Regions from separate parts of the Homo sapiens genome. Here region 1 is linked to region 2. The links are chromatin loops, found by intact Hi-C in ENCODE. Cell type or tissue: ascending aorta. All regions are shown on one strand. Links, peaks and the distances in the headings refer to the core of each region. The heading gives the core; the rest is flanking DNA.

Region 1 (6,388 bases), core at 952-5,951, 96 kb after region 2:
CACAAACCCAATTGCTCGGGTTTTATGCTGGAGCAGAAGCTTGAGCTAAAGCCATCCACTGATTATGGTCCCATGAATTTTCCTGTAGAGAAAAGGAAAGGATTAGGACAGCAGGAGATGAGGGGAAAAGACAAAAACTTAAGTTTTCCATGATGTCAGAGAAATCTTAATTTATGATCTTTGAAAAGTTGTCCATTTCTAGGATGTTGTCTGCTTCTGGGGAGAAATTTCTCTCATCAGGTTTACCTGAAAGTCTGCAATATATATACAGTCCCAAGAGTCTGAAGGGGCCTTTCTGAGTTGTGAAATGCAGACCCAAGGTCCAAGGCCCTGAAGCCTCACTGCAGTGTGGGTGGTGACAAGGACTCGGTATGGTCCCTTCCAATGAGGTTCAAAGCAATTTTCCTCTGACATAATTTCCAGAAGACCCAAGCTACAGATTCTACACCATGAAAGGTTTGATTATCCTCAGTCAGTGCATCATAAAAAGCTTCCTTTACCTGGTGAGAATACACTTTGACATAATGCATTAAAGCCTACCAAGTTTAAGCATATCAGAGTTTAGGAGAGTGGGAGAGGCATGCGGTTCTGTTACTAGGGGCATATGCTTTCCAGTGACTATTTCGTAAGGTATCAACTTATGTTTTCCAGTAGGAGCGTATCTGATTATCATCAAAGCCAATGATAGTACCTTTGGCCAAGGCAACCCAATTGACTCAGTTAACTTTGTCAATTTGAGTTTTAAGATGTCATTTGTTCTTTCAACTTTTCCAGAAGACAGAGGGCTAAGGACAATGATAGTGCCATCATGTCCATAATATCTTAAGTGCTTTATAACTTGCACAGTAAAATGAGTTTCCTTATTGCTGGAGATTTCTCCAGCGAGTCGCCAGAAGGAAACACATTTTCTGATAATTTCTTGGCTATTGTCATTGAATCAGCTTTCCCACATGGGAAAGCCTTTACTCAACCAGAAAACATACAAACTGCTACAGGGACATACTGATACCCCGTTGAGGTTGGCAACTGAAGGAAGTCCATCTGTAAGTGTCCAAAAGGAAGGTGGATCACAAGGTCAGGAGTTTGAGACCAGCCTGGCCATATGGTGAAACCCCATCTCCATTAAAAATATAAAAAATTAGCCAGGTGTGGTGGCGTATGCCTGTAGTCCCAGCTACTTGGGAGGCTGAGGCAGGAGAATCACTTGAACCTGGGAGGCAGAGGTTGCAGTGAGCCGAGATTGCACCACTGCACTCCAGCCTGGGTGACAAAGTGAGACTCCATCTCAAAAAAAAAAAAAAAAGAAATTGCCCATCAAGTGGTGAAAATATACTACCTGAAGTTTTTATTGTTTTCCCAGGATTATGAGTTTGATAAACCAAACATTGATTATAAACCATTTTAGCAACTTTGAAACAGTCATCCCACCAGTATTTCTTCATAACATGGATTCTGTTTCAGGACAAGTTGTGGGATGCAGAGCTTTTAATAGTAGAAGCTTCAAAGACTCAGGAAGGGCCAGGCAGCCATCTGAGCCCTCTGTGAGTCTATGCTTAACATTGAATTTACATCCTTTAGATACCAAATTTGTTTTTCCAAATCAAGTGCATTGCAGTGTTTACTGAGTAGGTCATCATGAGAGAATTGACTTGGATCAATCTTATGGAGTTAATTTAAATCGTATATCCTAATAGTTTCAGCACTAGCTGATTTGGCATAAATACCTTCTAGAGCATTCCTTTTATATTCAGGTTCAGTTTTACAGGTATGAGCTTCAATCTTAATAATGGCCATCTCTGATGGTAACCAGGTAGCAGAAAGGAGTTTATCTATTTGGAGTCCGTTTATTTAATGAGGATCCCACTAGAAGTAAGAAACCCTTTGTTGTTTCCATAAATGCCAAAATTGTGTACTACTCCAAAAGTATGTCTTCTATTTGTGTAAATATTTACTGACTTGTCCTTAGCTATAGGACAGACTTGGGTGAGAGCAAAAAGCCTGTGGTTTGAGCTGACTTAAGTTGAGGAAGAATTCCCTCCTCTATTAGCTCATTTTGGGTGGTAATGGCATATCCTGCCTGATATTTTCTTTTGAGTTTTTGGCATAGGACCTATGAACAAAAAAATAATAACTCAGGATTAGCCAATGTACTGTCTCGTAAATTAACGCAAGAGGCCACTATTTCCAATACTGCACTTACACAATTGTGGTCATCACCAGAGTCAGGAAGAGTTAATACAATAGCAGCGTTAAGTAGGTTGCAGCATTTTAGATGGAGATTAGAAGACATCGGGAAGAATTTCATAAGATGCTAGATGGCTTGCTGAAAAATGCTGTGTTTGGTTGAAACTTAATAGACTTTTCACAGCATGTTGGACTTGTGAATTGAGTTCATTCCCTAAAACAAGCTCGGATGAAGCTTCCAACTTGGCTGCTGCTACATCTGCTTTTAAATGATTAGAATATTCCCTAACTACTGGGTCTAATTGCAGACTGGAATATGCAGTGGGCCTATGTTTCCCCCATGTTCTTGAGTAGGAACTTCTAATACCTGATTGTTGTGTTCATGAACAACCAAGGTAAAAGGTTTAGTGTAGTTTGGAAGTCCTAAAGCTGGAGGCTGTCATAAGGCCAGTTTCATGGTTAAAAGCCTGGACTGTCTTTCCGAGGTAAAGATTCCCATACTGCATTTCTAGTGAGCTAAAACAATGGTGAGGCAATTAAGGGAAAATTTGCAACCCAGGATCCTCAATATCCTGTGAGTCCAAGAAAACCTCTTAAATGTCTTTTGGTTCCAGGCCAAGGAAAATGTTGAATAGTTTTGAATTCTCCCAGGTGAAAGGGAAATCCCTTCAGCAGTCAGGTCATGTCCCAAATAGTGAAATATTTCTCTTGAAAATTGAAGTTTTTCCATCAAGGCCTTGTGACCTTTATGTGTGAGTTGCTATAGAAGGTAAATTGAGCCAATTTCAGAGCACTGTTGAGTGGGAGAGCATAACAGGTAATCTACATACTGAGTAACAGTAGAATGTCCAGAAGACTGTAGGGTTATTAAGTACTGAGGCAATGCCTGGGAAAAATAGAAAAGGCCAGGTGTACTGCTGATTTTTCTGAGTAAAAGCAAACAAATGTTGACTCTCTTTATGAACCGGAATGCTAAAGAAGGCTGAGCAGAGGTCTATTACCATGAACCACTTTAAATCAGTGGGTACGTTAGGTAATAAAGTATTTGAATTTTGGACTATGGGAAATCTTGGTATTATAATCTTATTAATTAGCTGTAGATCTTGAACAAATCTTCAACCTCATCCATTTGGCTTTTTAACTGGTAGGATGGAAGTGTTAACAAGGACTGGTACATGGAATTCTAAATCCTAGTTTAGTTAAATCTCCTACAATTGTTGAGAGCCCTTTAATTTCATTAGGTTTTAGCGTATATTGGAGTAATTTAGGAAAGACTTAGAATAACCAGTTTGGACCTTTATAGACGCCGCACTTTTAATTATTTCTCTATCATTTGAGGAAGAGACCCATAAATATTCAGGTGTTTTAGAAAGGTGTTTCATTATGGGCCTGAGTTTTGATCTTATCGATTTGTCTGTAGAGAGCATAACCATTCTGGTTCAGGAGAGTCAGGAAACTCTACGATTGCTTCTCCCTCTGAGGAGAATTGTATGTGTCCTTTCAACTCTGAAAGTCCTACCCTGGCAAGTTTACTGGATCACTGTTACATAGTAGAAAGGTATATTTTCTTGCAAATATCCTCAAGTTGATTAGGCGGGTTCAGATATGGAAGCCTCTTGAACTTGATTCGAAACCCTCACCACAGAGATGATCCTTTCACGCCAAGAGATTTGTTGGCTTTTTAAAGTAGGGTTTATGCTGGATAAGGCGACCCTGGTATACACCAGCATTGCACAGGATTCCCAGCTTACATCTTGTTTTTCTATGTTTATTTAAGGGTGTTTTGGGGAGAGTTTACTAGAGAATCCCTGAGCCCTGTCTATTTTTATTATTCTGAGCATTAAAATCTCTTGGGTCCCCTCTAGTGGTGAACCAGTCCAGCCTAAAGGGAGGAGCCTTGGTGGTAGACTGAGACAAAAGTCAACAATCTCCTTTCCCAGTGTCCTGGGTGTTTGCAATGAAGGCATCTACCTTGGGGTAAGGAATTCCTTATTCTGCACCTCTTGCTTGTGATTTAAAATAAAAATGAGAAGGTCCCTTTGGTCTTGGCCCCTGTAACTGGTGTAATTGGAGAGGCATAAGATTGTTAGCCTTTTGGGTTTTTTCTTGCTCTAGAGTCTTCTCAAAATGTTCAGCTAAGGCCACCAATTCAGTCATGTCTGTAACTTTCCATCCTGGCTTATGGGTTTTAATTGAACTGCCAAGTTCAGGACGGAGCTCATTTGTAAATACAGCAGTTAATGCCATTCCAGTCTCTGAAGGAAATACTCCTTGCTATATTTTGAGCACAAAATATTTCAGAAACAGTGTTTCTAAGCAAGTTCTGTAATCTGAAACTGGTTCCTCCTGCTTTGGTCTGCAGGGTTGGATGATGCACCAATCAATTTTTTCTGGAACAATCTTAGGAACTGAATGTAAAATGTGTTCAGCATTTTCTCTAGCTCCTTTTACCTCTTCTCATGCAGGGGTTTTTGAGGGTCTTTAATATCCTCCTCAGGTCCACCCCATTCTGCTGCTGCCATCCATTTCTTAGCTTCACCAGGCCCCAATATTATGTGAATAAATTGGTTAAGGTCAGGGAGCCATTCGAAATTCCTCAGTAAACCCTTGAGCCTTCACCCTTGGGTTAGGGAAGTCCTTTACAGTGGCTCTAAGCTCAGTTTTAGGCCATGGAGTAAAGGTATTTATCACAGGAAGGCCTGGCTGATCAGAAGGTCTTTCTTTGTAAGGCATCTGGGTTTTTTTTTTTTTTCATCTTCATGCTAAAAGGGTTATTTATTAAAAATGTTAGTGGACTCATAGTATGTGAGTAGAGATGGATAAAAAGAGGAATAGCTGTGAGTAGAGATGGATAAAAGGAAGGAACAGGGGCTGGGCAGGGTGACTCACCCCTGCCCTCACCCAGCACTGGTGTTAGGGATGATGGAAGGCAGGGAGAAATGAGTGGACAGCAGTCAGCAGGCCCCTGAGCCCCACAGCTGGCACTTCCTCCTCCCACAAAAATGAACGGAGGCAGCCCCTCACAACATCCCCACAGATCCCTCAGGCTGGGTGGCAGTGCCAGGAGGAGGGGCCAACTCCTTCTGGGAGTGGCATTATCCTTTCTGGTTCCCGCCATGCCTTCTAACCATGCCAGAAGAGGGTTTGAGCACAATGGCCTTGGCTGCCCCTAGGGATTGCTCAGAGGAAAAAAGGTTGGGGGCTGAGGCCTGAGTGGACAGAGGAGAGCACTGACCAGAAGCCAAGATCTTGCCTGGGCCTTATAGTCTGGGTGGTGCCCAGGAGGAGTGAGGTGGGGCTTCAAGCCCCCATGACAAAGCCACCTCTGTGAGGCCTGGACTGTGGTCCAGCACATCCTGATGGAGTGACCTGCACTCTGGGTCCAGTCGGCTTGTGGTCAGGAGGGCAGTGGTGGGTGGAATACAGTGCTGAACCTTCTTGAGCCCCAAGGAAACGTGGAGAAAACATCCGTGTTCCTCCAGGTGGAGGTCTGGGCCAAGCCCATAGACTCTCTGGTCGCTCTTGCTCTGGGTACGGCCTTGAGCTTTGTGTGTGACCTGGGGCAGGCAGGGTGAGGGTGCTGTTATGTGAAGGGACCCCAACTCTGTGCTGCAAGGAGAGAGACAGGCTGTCTGGAGAAAGAGAAAGAGATTCAGCTCTAGTGCTCTGGGGCTTTGGGACCAGGATGCTCCCCTTCAAGGAAGGCAGCTTGTCAGAGGCAGCACCAGAGCTGAGGCTCAGGATGGCTGGGCTTGGGCGTGCAACATGGAGAGGTGAGGAGCAGAGCCCTCAAGAGGAGCGAGGGAGGGTGCCAGGGCATGGCCAGCTCTTCTAGTAGCTGGGCTGTGATTGCCTGAAGGCAGGGTATGGAGACCCCAGGAACCTGGCAGGGGACGGTCTGGCGTGCAGGCTGGGTGGAGGGACTGGATCCTGCCAGCAGTGCAGAGCTTCTCTGGAGGGTGTGAGCTGGGAGGGAAGATGGTCCTGGGAGGACTAGATTTGGGGATGGGTGGAGTCAGGGAGAGCAGGCTAACACACTTGGATTGTACTAAGAAGGAAGCCTGAATCCCTGAACAGGTGGCAGGAGCCCAATCGGGCATGAAGGAGGGTGGACAGGCAGCTGCAGACACAGGTGGCTCAGGACAGGGTCTGAGGGGGCACAAGGGGAAAGTCAGCATCATCCTGGATGGGGACTAGCAGGGCA
Region 2 (6,388 bases), core at 745-5,744:
GTTTTGCAGTCATGCCTGGTGGGAGTCTGGGGGAGGCTCCTGGCTTCAAAGAGCCCAAGCCATTAGCCCAGGCTTGGAGACTTGAGCTGAGTGATTGGAGGGAGGGGCTGAGCAGCAAGCTCAGGAATAGCCCAGGCCGGCCAGGAGGACAGTTTACCTAACCGTCAGTGGTGAGGGAGCCTCGCCCCAGCCCAGAGCTGGGTCCACTGGCCAGCCAGGTGGAGGGGTTCCTTCAGGCTCTAGTGATGACCTGGCAGGAAGCTGGGGACATGCTCTAGGCTGTTAGCCTCTGTGAGAGGCAGGTGGATACTTCCCCCATATCCCCACTCCTGGTTGCAGATTCTGCACTTGCGGACAGGAACCGAGTGCCCAGTACACTTCTGCAGACAGCTGCTCTGCATTGACTCCTGCTTCCTCCACTTAAAAGTTGTGGGATGTTAAGCAAGTTGCTATAAATTCTCAGACCTGTACTTTCCTAATCTATCAAATGTGAAGAAAGCAAGCCAAGGTCACAAAATATTAGTGAGTCTACAACAATTCACCCGCGGTGATCAGCAGCACATACCCAAGGAGGATAAAAGAAAGTTGATAAAACTCCCCGGTGTTCTGATGTGACGTCCCCACCTCCTAGGACCAAGGGTCTAGCACAGAGTAGAAGCTTAGGATGTATCAAGGCCCCATTGAGCTCTGGGAGTTCTGGCTCTGCCCACTTTAATGATAAATGATCAGAGTGCTGCACTAAGGCAGCTTCACCATTAAGCAGCCATCTGGGAGGGCCTGGTGGTTCAGCTCCCAACTGCGGAAGGGGGCAACCTGGGGAAGTGCACAGGGCTCTGGACTAGAGCCAGAAGACTCAGCTGCTAAAGCCCAGCCCAGCCCTCCTACACTTTCCTACACTTCAACCCACCTGATGCCTCCTCTCTTGGAGGCTCGAGCCCCTGGTGGTGGGTGTGGGGTGGGGGATCTAAGGGCTCACCTTGTCACTAGGCAGTCCCTGTCCCAATCACCTCCATGCCTTTTTGCTGGGGCTTGTGGGTTGACAGTTGAAGTTTCAGGACCCCAGGAAAAGTGCCTTAAATAACACATTCCTGCAAACGGATAGCCATTTATTTTCCCATTGATTGGAGATGGTTGCGGTAGCACATCCTATGTGGGTCTGGTTCCTGCCGTTATTCTCTCCCTCACCATGGTGTTCCCCAGAGGACTCCCTAACAAAAGAAACCTCCTACGTGTACATTTTCCTCTCCAGTCTGTTTCTAAGCCCCTGTGAGGAGTTCAGCTAATACAGGTGTGCAGACTGGGTGTGCACATCTGCCTCCAAAAGTCCCACCAGGGTCTTGCCATGAAGGGAGCCTTCCCTGGTAGGTTAGGAAAACCAGTAGGAGAGCTAAAGCTCCAGGGTCCTTGCCCTCAGTGATTGGTGCCCTAGCGGGGACTGGGCACTGTCCACAAATCTATCCCCAACTCCTTCTTGGATGCACAGCTACTAAATTGTAGCCTCCCCTGCAGCTCAGCGGGCTGTGTCTGAGCTCATGGCAGTGGCAGGTGCACATGCCTGTCACCCAGCCTAGCCCTGCTCCTTCTGTCTGGCTGATAAGAAGCTGATCTCAAAAGAATGCTCTTGCCTGGCAGAGCTTCCCCTGCATATTGAGGTCCCTGAATGACCAACGGAGGCCTGCAGTGCCCCTGGGGGCCTGGACCCTCTCTGTGCCATCCCAGGGGTGAGCAGTGCCCTGGCTTCTTGTGAGCTTCCATGTGGGGCTACTCGTTACCTCACCTGCTCTGGCTCATTCCAGCTCTACAGGGGTGCTTAACGTGACATCCATTGGACTCTCAGAAATGTGTGTTCTTATAGTTCTGGTCTAAAATAAGGAATAAAAATTGCCCACCGTGTTCCCTTTTGTACACTTTGGTTTTGGGCAGCTCTGATGTGAGACTTGTTTTCTGAAATTATGCTGCCCCTCCCCCGAGGAGGGGGCAATGGAACAGTGGCAGCCAAGGAGTAGAAGTAGTTAGTTGGCACCTCTCAGGCATCAAAAGAGTGAGTAAATACTAACACTTCAAACAGATCCTCTAGGAGAGCACGCTGAAATTCACCAGAGACATGATGGGAATCAGACAGCAGAGGAGAGGGAAGCCTGCCGAGCTGGGACCCCCATGGAGCGGAAAGGGGCTCCCTAACACAGGGAAGAGGTGAGCAAGTGAGAGAACCCTGAAATTTCACAACTCCACCATGGACCTTCACAATCCTAGTCACAGGGAGCCCTCTCATTGCCCCCGGGCCTCCAGATGAACACAGGGAGCCTGCTGGAGACTGTGCAGAGGCACTGCTCAAGCCTACATGGATCCCACAGGCTTTTCATCCCTGATCTGCCTGGTGCAGCTGCTGCTGCCTGCCATGGAGGGGAACTGGGCACTTTCGTGTGCCCCAAAGACAGATACTGCAGCTGTGGTAAGGAGGAGTGGGTAGACAAGGCTTCCCTCTGCTGCTCCTCTCTGCCAAACGGGACTTGCCTGCTTTGGTGACAGGCTGCCAGTGCCACCGCCCACCCCTGACTGAGCATGACAGCCACAGCTCACTGTTCCCCTGAGAACCCAACCCCCAGAGGCTGCCCATTAGCCCGTTCCACCACAGGCTTGCCTCTGCTGCCCCAGGCCAGGAAGGGAGCAGGAAGGTCAGGCACCTTCCTGAGCTCCTAACAGCAAAATCCAGCTTTGGGAGAGAAGTGCAAGTGGACCATGAGCCCAACAACTATCATTGCTCATTGCCCCAGCTGAAGATTCCTGCCCTCCTGGGTGAACGGTGCACAGCACAGCCACCCTGCTATGCCTGAACATTGCAGCTGTGGCCTGGAGCCCTTCGGAAAGCCCAGCCCCCACAGTCCTGTGATCTGTTCTCAGGCTCCAGGGGATCAGCCCACCCCTCCCTATCACAGCCAGCACCTGAACTCTGGGCTGACTAGATCCTGGTCCAGCCACATCAGGACTCCTACATGCCATCTAGTGGGTCACTGAGAGGTGTGGGAGTTGGGGAATTACCTAGCCCAGTCCAACATCGCTGGCACCTGACTACCCTCTGGACCTGAGTTTGGGCCCACCCAAGCAGCCAACACTAGCCATGACTCCCACCCACATGGCTGACAGGCAGAGCCATTCTCCCTCTCTCCATGGGGTGGCGGCATTACCACATTGGAGAACAGGCGAGCCATACAACTGCCTGCATTGGGCTGAGTGAAGAATTTCCACCCTGAAGCCACTCCTGCGGAGAGGCACAGGACAGGCATTTTCCACGTCTCTCAGCCACACTGTGGCCTGCAGATAGACCACAGTGTGCATCTGAACTGAGACACCAGCCCCAGAACAGGGGTGTGATAGGGAAGCAGATTGCATTCCTGCCTATCTAGACGTGGAGCCAGTGCAGCCCCCTCATCCCACCACAGAGACCTCTGTGCATGTCATCAGGAGCTCCCCCAGCCACCCCTATCATGGCTGGTGCCTACGCTTATCATTTGGGGTATTTGTGGGAAAGCCAGGGTTCCAGCTCTGCCCAGCTGCAACCTCTCTTCCACCCTCCCAACCTACTCTTAGCAGGAAGCTCAGGGAACCTGGCATTCTGCTGTCCAGTCCATCAGCTGAAACAATAGAGAGCACCTCAGTGAGCAAAGGTCAGATATACACCCATGCGCTTATGCCACAGCCAGTAGTTAGTGAGAATCTCTCAGGCATCAAAATAGTGAGTAAATACTAACACTTCAAATAGATCCTTTAAGAGAGCATGCTGAAATTCACCAGAGACATGACAGGAATCACAGACAGCAGAGGAGAGTAAAGCCTGCACAGCTGGGACCCCCATGGAGCGAAAAGAGGTTCCCTAACACAGAAGTGCCCCCTACTGGCCTGCAGGTTGAACTGCACAGCCCAATAAAAAACAGAAGTGCACAGGGCTGCAGGAGAAAGGCCATAACCCCTACAGTGACACCCTCAAGGCGGGGGGAGGGAGAGATAACAGAGAAAATATCCCACATAAATGAAAATAAATTTGAACATAAGAAGTGTCAGCTCCTCCAGATGAGAAGGAACCAGTGTAAAAATTCTAGCACCATGAAAGATCTGAATGTTGTGACAACATCAAATAATCACACTAGCTCTCCAGCAATGAGCCCCAACGAAAATGAAAACCCCAAAATTACAGATAAAGAATTAAATGTATGGATTGCAGGGAAGGTAAATGAGAGCCAAGAGAAAGTTGAAAACTAACACAAAGAAACCATGAAAGCAAACCAGGAAATGAAGGAAGAGATAAATACCTTTAAAACAACAACAGAACTTCCGGAAATAAAAAATACACTTAAAGAATTTCAAAATACAGTTAAAAGCTTTAATGATCCAAGCAGAAGAAAAAATTTTCAGATCTTGAAGACTGGTATTTTGTTAACATAGTCAGACAAAAATATAGAAAAATGAATTTTAAAAAAGAACAAATAAAGATGGGATTTTCACCAAACCTATAACTTATAGACATTCCTGAGAGAAAATAAGAAAAAGTAAGCAAAGCTGGAAAACATATCTGGGGGAATAATTCAGGAAAATTTCCTTAATCTTTCTAGAGAGGTAGACTTCAAAATATAAGAAACTCAGAATACACCTATAATTTACAGAATGGGAGAACATATTTGCAAATTATGCTTCCAACAAAGGACTAATATCCAGAATATATAAGGAAGTCAAACAACTAAACAGAAAAAACCAAAGAACTTCATTTAAAACTGAGCAAAGGATATGAACACTCATTTCTCAAAAGAAGAAATATAAGCAGCAAACACATGAAAAAATTCTCAACATCACCAATTATTAGAAAAAGGCAAATTAACACCACACTGAAATATCATCTTATACCAGTCAGAATGGCTATTTTTAAAAAGTTAAAAAACAACAGATGTTGGTGTGGATGTAGAGAAAATGAAACATTCATACACTGATGGTGGGAATGTAAATTAATTAAATATCTATGGAAATCAGCTTGGAGATTTTTCAAAGAACTAAAAATAGAACTACCATGTTACTCAGTAATCCAACTACTGGGTATCTATCCAAAGGAAAAGAAATCATTATATAAAAAAAGACATCTGTACTCGTACATTTAACTCAGCACTATTCACAATAGCAAAGTCATGGAACCAATCTAAGTATCCATCATTGGTTGGCCAGATAAATAAAATGTGGTATATATACACTATGGAATATTATGCAGCCATAAAAAAGGAAATTATGTTCTTTGCAGCAACATGGTGGAGGTGGAGGCCATTATCCGAAGCGAACTAACTCAGAAACAAAAAATCAAATACTGCATGTTCTCGCTTATAAGTGGGAACTAAACAATATGTATACATCGACATAAGGATGGAAATAAGGTGGGAAATAAGAGGGTGGGAGGGGGATGAGGGCTGAAAGACTGCCTATTGGAAACAATTTTCAGTATCTGGGTGATGGCTACGCTAGAAGCCCAATCTCCACCAGTACACAATATATCCTTGAAACAAACATGCACATGTGCCCCCTGAATCTAAAATTTAAAAAGGCAGCCCACCTGCAACTCAGTCCACCTGCATGACCAAGGGTTGTGCCCCCTTTTCTCCCTTCACTAGGGTGAGGAGCTTCTGACTGATGCCAAACCAGGGAGATCAACTCAGCTGGAGTGGAGGAGGCAGGGCTGGAGTGGCCCACAGAAGGGTGGCTGGCAAAGTTCCCTCTGCCTGCTCCTACTGTCACTGTTCAACACAGAAAGCCTGGGAGGGTCCCTGTGGGTGGCCAGGGTGGAGGGGTTCTCCCCTCTGATGTCCTCTAAGCTCGCCTTCTTAATCTATGACTTCCTCCCTTGAGGGATGAGGAAGGATGACAGGCCCTAACTTGAGTTCACATTGGCTAAACTCCAAAGGCTCTCAATCCCCATTAACAAACGTATGTTGATTTCACCAGGATCACATACAACTCTTCATGAAATTGCACATGCATTTCTCCTTATGGGGTCTCAGAGCCACAGAGATGGAAAGCAGCATCTTCATGTTTACACATGGGTTAACACAGGAGCACAGGCCAGCTGCAGAGAAGTGGGCTTGAACCTCCCAGGGCAGAAACATAGTTGTCATTAATTAGAGACAACCCAATCTGAGGAAGAGATAAAATCTCTCTACACTTTTAGGTTATTTTAATTCCCTTTCTTTTTCCTATCTATCTATATATCTTTTTATTTATTTATTTATTTATTTATTTATTTATTTTGAGATAGGTTCTCACTCTGTTGCCCAGTCTGGCGTGCAGAGGCTAGCTGCAACCTCCACCTACTGGGCTCAATCAATCCTCCCACCTCAGCCTCCTGAGTAGCTGGGAC

The links. Hi-C counts contacts between places; a loop is a spot of excess contacts. Peaks named below come from ENCODE experiments on the same cell type or tissue, not always from the same donor. Only the 100,000 strongest peaks of a DNase experiment are listed, where the experiment ranks them.
Region 1: a loop joins it to region 2, with 14 times the contacts of the local background. A loop is called at or near these places in 29 of 110 quality-filtered maps.

What each region holds. Positions count from the first base shown.
Region 1 is chr10:46,321,171-46,327,558 of GRCh38, forward strand. All of the region lies in intron 16 of ANTXRL (ANTXR like), which reads left to right. Among named protein-coding and RNA genes, the nearest start is that of ANTXRL, 37 kb to the left of the region's middle. In ascending aorta, for the core only: a CTCF peak has its summit at 4,051 (motif pointing left); no DNase peak of the experiment used is centred there; H3K27ac peaks cover 1,576 bases.
Region 2 is chr10:46,225,559-46,231,946 of GRCh38, forward strand. It overlaps the pseudogene ANTXRLP1. Among named protein-coding and RNA genes, the nearest start is that of ANTXRL, 58 kb to the right of the region's middle. RefSeq lists an enhancer at 2,823-3,477. In ascending aorta, for the core only: CTCF peaks have their summits at 3,165 and 3,900 (motif pointing left); a DNase peak (open chromatin) is centred at 3,173.